2 separate regions of the Homo sapiens genome follow, and region 1 is linked to region 2. A link is an interaction called in ENCODE POLR2A ChIA-PET data of the cell type or tissue named here. Cell type or tissue: endothelial cell of umbilical vein. All regions are shown on one strand. Each heading gives the region's core, and the rest is flanking DNA. Links, peaks and the distances in the headings are about the cores only.

The links. ChIA-PET counts read pairs that join two places held together with the same protein. Peaks named below come from ENCODE experiments on the same cell type or tissue, not always from the same donor. Only the 100,000 strongest peaks of a DNase experiment are listed, where the experiment ranks them.
Region 1: POLR2A ChIA-PET joins it to region 2 with 8 read pairs; 10 of 35 experiments call an interaction of 5 or more read pairs at or near these places.

Annotation. Positions count from the first base shown.
Region 1 is chr22:29,039,596-29,043,595 of GRCh38, forward strand. It overlaps ZNRF3 (zinc and ring finger 3), which reads left to right. Exons shown (of 9, transcript NM_001206998.2): 3 at 2,900-2,974; 4 at 3,704-3,835. Among named protein-coding and RNA genes, the nearest start is that of ZNRF3-AS1, 10 kb to the left of the region's middle. In endothelial cell of umbilical vein, for the core only: a CTCF peak has its summit at 1,283 (motif pointing left); DNase peaks (open chromatin) are centred at 1,266 and 2,036.
Region 2 is chr22:29,102,100-29,108,576 of GRCh38, forward strand. All of the region lies in intron 3 of KREMEN1 (kringle containing transmembrane protein 1), which reads left to right. Among named protein-coding and RNA genes, the nearest start is that of KREMEN1, 32 kb to the left of the region's middle. In endothelial cell of umbilical vein, for the core only: no CTCF peak of the experiment used is centred there; no DNase peak of the experiment used is centred there.

The DNA of each region.
Region 1 (4,000 bases), core at 1-4,000, 65 kb before region 2:
ATTAACTCTGGCATCCATGAGCTGTTGGCCTCTGGCAGAGGAGTCTGTGTCCCTAAAGAGCTCTATGGATAGCCAGTATGGTGGCTCATGCCTGTGATCTCAGCACTTTGGGAGGCCGGAATGGGAGGATCACTTGAGCCCAGGAGCTCAAGACCAACCTGGGCAACATAGTGAGACCTCGTCTCTACCAAAAAAAAAAAAAAAAAAAAAAAAATTAGCCTGGCATGGTAGCAGGCACCTGCAGTCCCAGCTACTCAGGAGGCTGAGGCAGGAGGATCATTCGAGGCCAGGAGTTTGAGGCTGCAGTGAGCTATGATTGCACCACTCCAGCCCAGGTGACAGAGTGAAAGCCCATCTCTGATAGATAGAAAGATAGATAGCTCTATGGTGGAGGAAAGTGATGCCACTCTCGCCTCACACTTTTTCAGCTGTGTCATCAGCATCCTCTCTTCCTGGAGGAGGGTGACAGGGCCAGTGTAGTTCTGAGTTGCTCTGATAGCCTGCTGCTTCTCATTTGAGTGACCAAGGCTGGGAATTTAGAAGGGACTCTAGTCATAATAACATAGGCGGCCTCCCTGCACCCCCTCCCCCTTTTTTTTTTTGAGGCAGAGTCTCACTCTGTCGCCCAGGCTGGAGTGCCGTGGTGCGATCTCGGCTCATTACAACCTCCGCCTCCCAGGCTCAAGTGATTCTCCTGCCTCAGCCTCCCGAGTAACTGGGAGTACAAGCACATGCCACCACATCCAGCTGATTTTTTGCATTTTTAGTAGAGATAGGCTTTCACCATGTTGGCCAGACTGGTCTGGAACTCCTGACCTCAGGTGATCTACCCGCCTAAGCCTCTCAGAATGCTGGGATTACAGGCATAAGCCACCATGCCCAGCCATCCCCCACCGCCTTTTTTTTTTTTAACAGATGGGGAAACTGAGGCTGAGGCTGAAAGCAATTGAGTGACTTGTCCACTGTTGGCAGCATGCCAGTGGCAGAGGCAGGAATAGCTCCCAGGATTCATTCCTGACTCCTAGCCTAGCAATCTGGTGATGAAACAGGGTGTGGTGGACAATCGGCAGAGACTTTCAATGCATTGAATCTCCATTCAAAAAGAAAGGGTCCCCTGCAAGACAAAGACAGATTGTCCAGAGTGCCAGAACTTCTTAAACTGCCAAGGAACTTGCAGTATACTGAAGATTTTACTGAAGTTGTTTTTGGTACTGTTTGGTGCTAAATACAAGGAATTGGTTTGTTGTAAAAGCTATAGGGTGAGACTGCCCTCTAGTGGGCCAGTGGAGCTATTGGTCTAGCTGTGTTCTGGGCAACTTTGCTTTCTCACGCCACATCAATGTAGAGCGATTATTCCTACGGAAAGGAATTTCAATTTTATTCTTTCTCAAGCACTGTGGCCCATAGTAACTCTGTTGATCTCTAAGCACTAGCCATCATTTGCGCGTCTTATAGAAGGCTGGGTTTGCCTTCTATACATACACACATTAGAAGTGTCTTACTTCCCTAACAAGATTCAGGCTCCTAAAAGCCAGGACATGCATGTATGTATGTATGTATATATTTTGTGGAGACAGGGTCTTGCTCTGTCACTCAGGCTAGAATGAAGTGGTGCAATCACAACCCAACCTCTACCTCTTGGGCTCAATCAAACCTCCTACCTCAGCCTCCCGAGTAGCTGAGACTACAGTTACGTCCTGCCACACCCAGCTAATTTTTCTGTTATTTTTTAGATAATGGGGTCTTGCTATGTTACCTAGACTGGTCTCGAACTCCAGCCATGCTATATCTTAAGTCTTGTTTTTCCACAGCTTCTGCCTTGCTGTCCCCTTAGCTGGACATGGAATTAGAAGGTTCTTTGGGATGGAAAGGAATCCTTCCCCCACCTCCCCCAAAAAGAATCCCGTCACTTCTCATTTGTTCCTAAAACATTCTAATCTCATCCCTCTGATCAGTAGTTCCCCAAGTAGTTGAATCATCTGAATCCCCCAGAAAGCATACACAACTCAGTTTCCTGGGCCTGACTCCAGCCCTGCTCAATCAGTCTCTGTGGTTTGAGCCAGGAAACCTGCTTTACAAACTTCCCAAGTGGCTTTTGATGTGTAGCCAGGTCTGGCAGCCAACTGCTTCAAAACCCCATTTACAATTATTTTTCACAGCTCCCACCACCGACAGTGTCTCCAGAGGTCTTCAGCTTGTGTCACTTATTAAAATTAACCATTTTGAGACTCATTCAGAAATACTCAATATATTCTTCTAACTGGGTGACATGGGAAGGAAAAAGGAACCGCATGAGATGGACCAAAGGCACTTGCTTTGGTTGCCAATGGCTCTGAAACAGGAAATACTGAAACCAATACCTCTGTACTGACTGGGCAGGTTGTTGATGTGTAGGTTGTTTTCAGTATTTGGGCTGGATAGGAAGACAAAAGTTTGTTAAGTTATCAATTATGTATTTTCCCCTATTATAAGTCATCTGACCTCATGATTACCATACAAGGTAGGTGAAATTGTCCTCTTTAAAAAAAAGTTTTCTAATTGACAGATAATAATTGTACATATTCGTGGGGTACATAGCAATATTTCAATACATACAAGGTATAGTGATCAGATCAGGGTAATTCGCATATCCATTATCTCAAACATTTATCACTTCTTTGTGTTGGGAATGTCCTTCTCCTAGCTATTTGAAACTATATGTTATTGTTAACTCTAGTCATCAGTCCCCTTCTTTATAGATGGGAAAATTGAGGATTAGGAAAGTGAAGTAACATCCCTGAAGTCACCTAAGTTGGTAACTGTCAGATTCTGCATTTGATTACAGGCCTGATTGCCAAGGCCAACTTTGAAAAGGTAAGAGGACCAGAGGGCCAACCTGCTGTTTTTTTAACTCTGGCAGGCCAAGCGAGCAGTACAGCGGGGAGCTACTGCAGTCATCTTTGATGTGTCTGAAAACCCAGAAGCTATTGATCAGGTAAGCTCCTCAGGCCATGCCAACACTGCAGCCTCCCTGAGAAAGGCACTTCCTTTAGTGAGCTTGGCTTGTCCCGGTCATGTCACCCTCATCTCAGAGCATTTGCTCTTGTCTTCTGAAGTTAGGTGTCCATGTTTGGACATAATTCCCAAAGGAGGTATACTGGGCGAGGTTAAGAGCCAGGGAATTGGGGCACAGGGGGCATTTTCTCTTTTTTTCCCCCGAGATGGAGTCTTGCTCTGTCACCCAGGCTGGAGTGCAGTGGCGCAATTTCAGCTCACTGCAATCTCCACCTCCCGGGTTCAAGCGATTCTCCTGCCTCAGCCTCCCAAGTATCTGGAATTATAGGCACGAGCCACCACGCCTGGCTAATTTTTGTGTTTTTAGTAGAGATGGGGTTTCACCATGTTGGCCAGGCTGGTCTTGAACTCTTGACCTTGTGATCCATCTGCCTCGGCCTCCCAAAGTGCTGGGATTATAGGCGTGAGCCACTGCACCGGGTTCAGGGGGCATTTTCTAAGACCTTTCTGGGCCTTCTGCTTGCCCAGTCCATCCCAAAACAAGCGTCATTCTCAGCCTTGCTCTTCTGGGAGCTCCAAGGCTGTAATGTTGGAAGAGCTGGAGGATTCCAGACAGGTATTCAGTGTTCCTTCCCTCCAGCCTTTCTTTCTCTCTACTGCTTCTTAAAGTAAGCGCACCTTTTAACCAGAGCCCTCTCTTCTTCCTTAGCTGAACCAGGGCTCTGAAGACCCGCTCAAGAGGCCGGTGGTGTATGTGAAGGGTGCAGATGCCATTAAGCTGATGAACATCGTCAACAAGCAGAAAGTGGCTCGAGCAAGGATCCAGCACCGCCCTCCTCGAGTGAGCCTCCGCACCATTTGGCACAGGCTCGGGGCCTTCTCTGCTACTACCTGTCCCTTTATTTCCCTTGGGCTTTCATTCCTATCTCTGTCTGAAATGCTGGCATACCCCAGGTTCCTGCAGGCTTAGATCAGCTATTGGACTCAAGGCCAGGGTGAAATTTTA
Region 2 (6,477 bases), core at 2,478-6,477:
TTCTTATTATTTAAACCTGCTCTTTGCATTGCCCTCTTTCTCACCTCTCAGGTCAGGAGTCTTGTGTATGGGATCTGGCAACCCTTTCACTGATACCTGGAATAGCATCTGAATGCTGAGGCCTCCAGGGGGAAAGGCAGCCCCTGACCAGTGCTGCAGACCTAGTACTCACCTTTTGCTTAGCTTCACTATCCTTCCAACCTGAGTGTGCCTTCATCCAGTCCCCAAACTTAGAAAACAGTAAAGACCAGAAGAATGGGCTTTTGCTCAGTCTGCTTAATCAAATTTTTAAAATGAAAAACATCTCATTTGCCTCTAGTTATGTAAAGAAGAAAGAAGCAGAGGGAGAGGAAAGCAGATTTTCCTCGGTCCATTTGTTCAACACAAAGATAGTCTTTTAGTACCAGCCTGTGTCATTCTCTTGGGAGTGGTAAAGAGGGGGTTTCAATCTGGGCACTTTTATTTGGAAAGATAATCTTTGACTTGCATTTCTAAAATACAGTCTGGGCCAATAGGGACTGATTCATGTGGTCATTGAAACCAGGTTCCAGAAGAAAGAATTATAACAAAATGCTATAAACCGCTTAGTATGCCTCTAATTTGTAATATTTACCGGATATGCTTTCCTGTTCCAAAAAAGGAAAATTAAATATTATTTCAGTTTTTCTGTGGCCCCTTGATAACCCTCTAAAATCTCTAAAGCTAGCCTTGAGATGGTCTGGGCAGAGAGATTTGTAGAAGTTGGGAATGAGAGCTCTATAGTACCTGGTTTCTGGGGATAGAGGGTGGGTGGTGTCTGGCTTTGGTTCTTTGGAAAACCCTTCAGTTTACCCTGTGGGGACCAGGGCTCCCCATCAAGCCGGACCTCAGACATTGAGTCTGGCAGCATATTGTACTTCTAGTGTGTCTGATTAACATAGTTGAGCAAAACCTGTTTTACAGTTTGTAGCAAGAGATGTTTGTAATTGCCTGGTGGATTTAACAGAGATACAGCCATCCTATTTTAGGCCACTTTTGCCCTATTTCTGGATGTGGAGTCACAATTTTCATGAATAATACTAAACCTCTGCATGAAGCCTGCTATTCATGATTAGTATTGAACTTGTCATACAGAAAAAGTCCTGTGACATGATCAGATTCCTGGAAAGTTCATATCTGAATATAACAGACCCAGCAGGAGCCAGGGGGAATGAATGTTTAGGGACAAAGCAGAATCTGGCTGAATGGTGGGCCATTGTGTGGAAACCAGATCTCTGCCCCTTGGTGTGTTATGTGTAGAGCTACAACAAGCAGGAGGCAGACCTGAAGTACAACTCAAATGGGAGCAGAGGGAAATCTGAACTGCTCTTGACCTGCAGAGCATGGATCAGAACTTACTGTTAAAAGAACAACTCGGAGGTAATTGGATTTGCCCCTGAAACTGCTTTTGCCAGAATGTTTCTCAGAAACCCTAAGTTCTTATTGCAGCCAGGAGAAATGCAGACTTCAAAAGCAAATTCCAACGTCTTCGGGTTTAACATGTCTCTAGATCCCACGCTTTAGATCTCTAAGGCCTGTTGGTTTGACTATTGAGAGCTATTTTTTGTTTGCTGAAAAACATTCCCCCAATTTCTACAAACCCAGCTATAAAAATTCATCTTTGAAATAGGGACATTTGAATACAGACTGAGTATTAGATTATATTAAGGAATTACTGTCAATTTTATTAGCTACAATAATGGCGTGGTGGTGAAGTCCTTTAAAATTACAGATACTGAAATATTTGTGGTTGAAATGACATAATATTTGGGATTTGTTTTAAAACAATCCAGCCCCCCAAACAGTGACTAGGTAGGGGTAAGGGAAATAGATGAAACAAGAATGGTTTAAAAAAAAGTGGATTATTTGTTGATGCTGGGTGATGGGTTCATTATTCTTTCCCACTTTTGTGTATGTTTGCAACTTTGAATAATAAAAATTTAAAATTATTTTTATAATATTTTAAATATAAAGAGTAAATAAACACAGCATTCTGAGTATCTAGATTCAAATATGTAACATGATTAACCTAAATTGTAATTTTTTTTTTTTTTTTTTGAGACAGAGTCTTGCCCTGTCACACATGTTGGAGTGCAGTGGCGAAATTTTGGCTCATTGCAGCCTCTACCTCTAGGCTCAAACAGTCTTCCCACCTCAGCCTCCTGAGTAGCTGGGCCTACAGGCACATGCCATCACACCTGGATGATTTTTGTATTTTTTGTAGAGACAGGGTTTTGCCATGTTCCCCTAGCCGGTCTCATACTCCTGGGCTCAGCAATCCTCCTGCCTTGGCCTCCCAAATTGCTGGGATTGCAGGCATAAGCCACCACACCCAGCCAATTGTAATAATTTTACACATAGCCCACAGGTATCTGATGTCATTGTTAAAGTTAGTTATTAAAGTTTTAGTTATTAAACTTGCTAAAACTATTAGTTATTTAAAGTTATTAGAACTATTAGTTATTGAGGTTAAAGTTAGTAAATAAAGTTTAAAATCACAAGAACTTGGCTGGGCGCAGTGGCTCACGCCTGTAATCCCAGCACTTTGGGAGGCCAAGGTGGGCGGATCACCTGAGGTCAGGAGTTCAAGACCAGCCTGGCCAACATCTCTACTAAAAATACAAAAATAAACTGGGCGTGGTGGTGCACATCTGTAGTCCCACCTATTCGGGAGGCTGAGGTAGGAGAATCACTTGAACCTGGGAAGCAGCGGTTGCAGTGAGCTGAGATGGCGCCATTGCACTGCAGCCTGGGCGACAGAGCAAGACTCCATTTCAAAAAAATAAATAAAATAAAATCACAATAACTTAGACATATTTAGAAGTTATTAGTTGTGTCAAATGACATTTCTTAAGCTCTGACCATCTGTCAGACCTTGTACAAAACGGGGGACACAAGGATAGTATGTTCTGCAGCCTGTGGGGAATCCTCAGTCTGGGACAGAAGACAGACAAATGAACAGATAAGCATATGCGAGATACTCTATAATAAGTGAGGTGAGCAAAAGGTTCGGAGCACCCAGGAGGGCCATCTGTCTGGCATGGTAGGGAGGCAGGGGCTACTGTCTGTTGAAGAGGGCTTCTGGAAAGAGTGGGGTCTTGTTTAGGGCTTCTCTACTTTAAAGTACATCCAGTCACCTGGGATCTTATTAAAATACAGATTCTTATCAGTATGTCTAGAACAGACCCGTTACATTTTTAACAAGGTTCTGGGATGCCAGAGCTGCAGGACTACACTTTAAGTAGCAAGGTTCTAGATGTTAGGGCTGGGTGGGTTGGGGTAGTAAGGGCATTGGAGGCAAAGGGAACAGTTTGTGCCCCTGCATGTGCATGAGCGTGCGTGTGCGCACACACACACACATACACACACACACACACACACACACACACACACACTCTGATGAATTCCAAGCAAGTTGGTGTTGCTGAAACATAAATTTTAAGAAGAAAGGGGCAGGAGATGAGGTCTGAGAAGTACACAGGGCTAGATGATGTCAGGTCTTATGGTCTGGGTATGAAGCCTGGACCTGATCCAGGAAGATGATGATGAAGCTGAGGTGAGGGCTGAGTGTCTGAGGGAGGCATTTCTCCATAGTTCGTTGAGCCTCTGTATTAGGGATTTGGGTCAAGATTTCCCACTTTTAACCTATGAGAAGTTCTCTAGTGATTGTATCATTCACACACATCAGCCCTAAGAGGATGCCAGCAGTTGCACTTCTGCAATACGTGTGGAACCTTAGGTCCATCTCAGCTGGTGACCTCACCAGCTCAGGTTTCTTTTAACTAAATAATACCTGGACTTGTTAAAAATAGATTTAAAATAGATTTCAGATGTTAGTATTTGCCTTACAAAAGTCAGCCCAAAAAATAGGATGTGAAAGGTTCCCATTATCCCTGATAAGGGTTTTTAAAACTGTGTTTAGAGTATGTGTAAAAAGCCAAGGGCACTGTGGCAGTGGTGGTCAAGGCAGTTTCTCAATTATAGAAAATGTTTTGTTTCTGTCAGCACTTTCTGTGTTTTAATGTCAGCACTGCTTTCTAGTATGTTTCAGCTATTGCTGAGTACCTACTATGTACAAAAAGCACTTATATTCACATTATCTTTTTTTTTTTTTTCTTTTTGAGACAGAGTCTCACTCTGTCACCCAGGCTGGAGTGCAGTGGTGTGATCTTGGCTGACTGCAAGCTCCGCCTCCCGGGTTCACGCCATTCTCCTGCCTCAGCCTTCTGAGTAGCTGGGACTCCAGGCGCCCGCCATCACGCCCAGCTAATTTTTTTTTTTTTTTGTATTTTTAATAGAGACGGGGTTTCACCTTGTTAGCCAGGATGGTCTCAATCTCCTGACCTCGTGATCCGCCCGCCTCGGCCTCCCAACACATTATCTTATTTAACGTTTTCAACAATCCTATGAAGCAGGTGGCATGTCTACTCTCCCGCCTCCATTTCTCAGATAAGAAAATTGAGCCCAGATAGTTAAGTGATTTGATGAGGATTACAGTCTGAGTCAAACAGGATTTTTGACCAGGACTCCTGATAGCTAGACCAGTGCCTTTTCCTTCTAGCACTTGAGAACAGTCCCATTTCCTTTATTTCCTTGAAAACAGGGGCTCTGGGATGGATTCCGGCTACTGTTGAGGTCATTCTTCAGAATTTTCTTTGTGAATTGTTTGGGAATTAAAGTTTGAAATTCTGATAGTATGGTGAATTATTAAGATTGCTTTTGTGACATTGTGGAAACCAAAGGGTTAACTCAGTGGCGACAGAGGGTCTGCAGTTCATGCTGTTAGCTCTAAGTCATTTTATTTTCTTCTTTGGCTTTGGGAAATCCTAAGCCCCAGGAGTAAAGCAGGCTGAGATGGGATCTGGGAAGCATTTGCTGCCCAACAGAGCCACTCTGCAGTATGCTGGGCTATCTCTGTGGGTGTCCCCAGACCAGCTGTTCTCAGCGAGGAAAGGGCTCCCCTGGGGTTGGACCCACTGCACAAAACAGTTCGTCAGCAGCTTTGTCTGGGCCTTAGGTTCTCCCCCAATACCATGTCTTCACTGCTGTGGGCTGAAATTCACCTTCTCTGAAATGACACATCCCCGTGTACCATTTATACTTTTTTTTTTTTTTTTTTTTTTGAGACAGAGTTTTGCTCTTGTTGCCCAGGCTGGAGTGCAGTGGTGTGATCTCAGCTCACTGCAACCTCTGCCTTCTGGTTTCAAGAGATTCTCCTGCCTCAGCCTCCCAAGTAGCTGGATTACAGGTGCCCACAACCGTGCCCAGCTAATTTTTGTATTTTTAGTAGAGACGGGGTTCACCATGTTGGCCAGGCTGGTCTCAAACTCCTGACCTTGTGATTCGCCTGCCTCGGCTTCCCAAAGTGCTGGGATTACAGGCATGAGCCACCACACTTGGCTGTGTACCATTTATACTTTACAGCTAAAGTGAAAATTCCAACTTTTGTTGATAGCCAAAGCAATATTGAAATGAACATTAATAGGCCAGGTGAGGTGGCTCATGCTTATAATCCCAGCACTTTGGGAGACCAAGGTGGGAGGATCGCTAGAGCCAAGGAGTTCAAGACTAGCCTGGGCAACATAGGGAGACCCTGTCTTTACAGAAAACTTAAAAATTCACCAGGTATGGTAGCATGTGCCTATGGTCCCAGCTACTCAGGAGGATTGCTTGAGCTCAGGAGGTTGAGGCTGAGCTCGCATCACAGGCACCCTTGTTTTACTTGATTGTACTTTTATTTGTGGAAGAGTGCTGATGGAATTTATGGAGGCTTTACCTCTTTAAGCCTCTCCTTGGTAGCCACTGAAAAAAGCCATATATTTCAACAATCTTCCCCACACCTAGCACAGTGGAGAGTGTAAAAGTGCTTGCTAAGTATTCTTTCTTGGCTGGGTGTGGTGGCTCATGCCTGTAATCCCAACACTTTGGGAGGCCAAGATGGGCAGATCGCTTGAGCCCACGAGTTCAACGCCAGCCTGGGCAATGTGGTGAAACCCTGTCTCTACCAAAAATACAAAAATTAGCCAGGTGTGATGGGCATGTAGCCTGTAGTCCAGCTACTTGGGAGGCTAAGGCAGGAGAATCGCTTGAACCCAGGAGGCGGAGGTTGCGGTAAGCCTAGATTGCGCCATTGCACTTTAGTCTGGGCGATGAGAGTGAAACCCTGTCTCAAAAGACAAAATTCTTTCTTGATGCCATGAAGTCTTATCTCTTCCTCTCTTCCCATAAGAGACAACACAAGCTGGTGGAAAGATGGAAAGAATGTGGACATCTGAGTCACACCCAGTTAGGTTTGAATCATTATCTGCTTAATAGCTTTAGGCACAATGACTCTCAGTTGTGCCTGGGTTTCCTCATTGGTGCCTTCCAGAGTTTTTTTTGAAGATTAAATGAATAAAATGCATGCTGCCCTAAGTCCTAGCACATATCAGGTAGACATGAAAGTACCAACAGGTATTG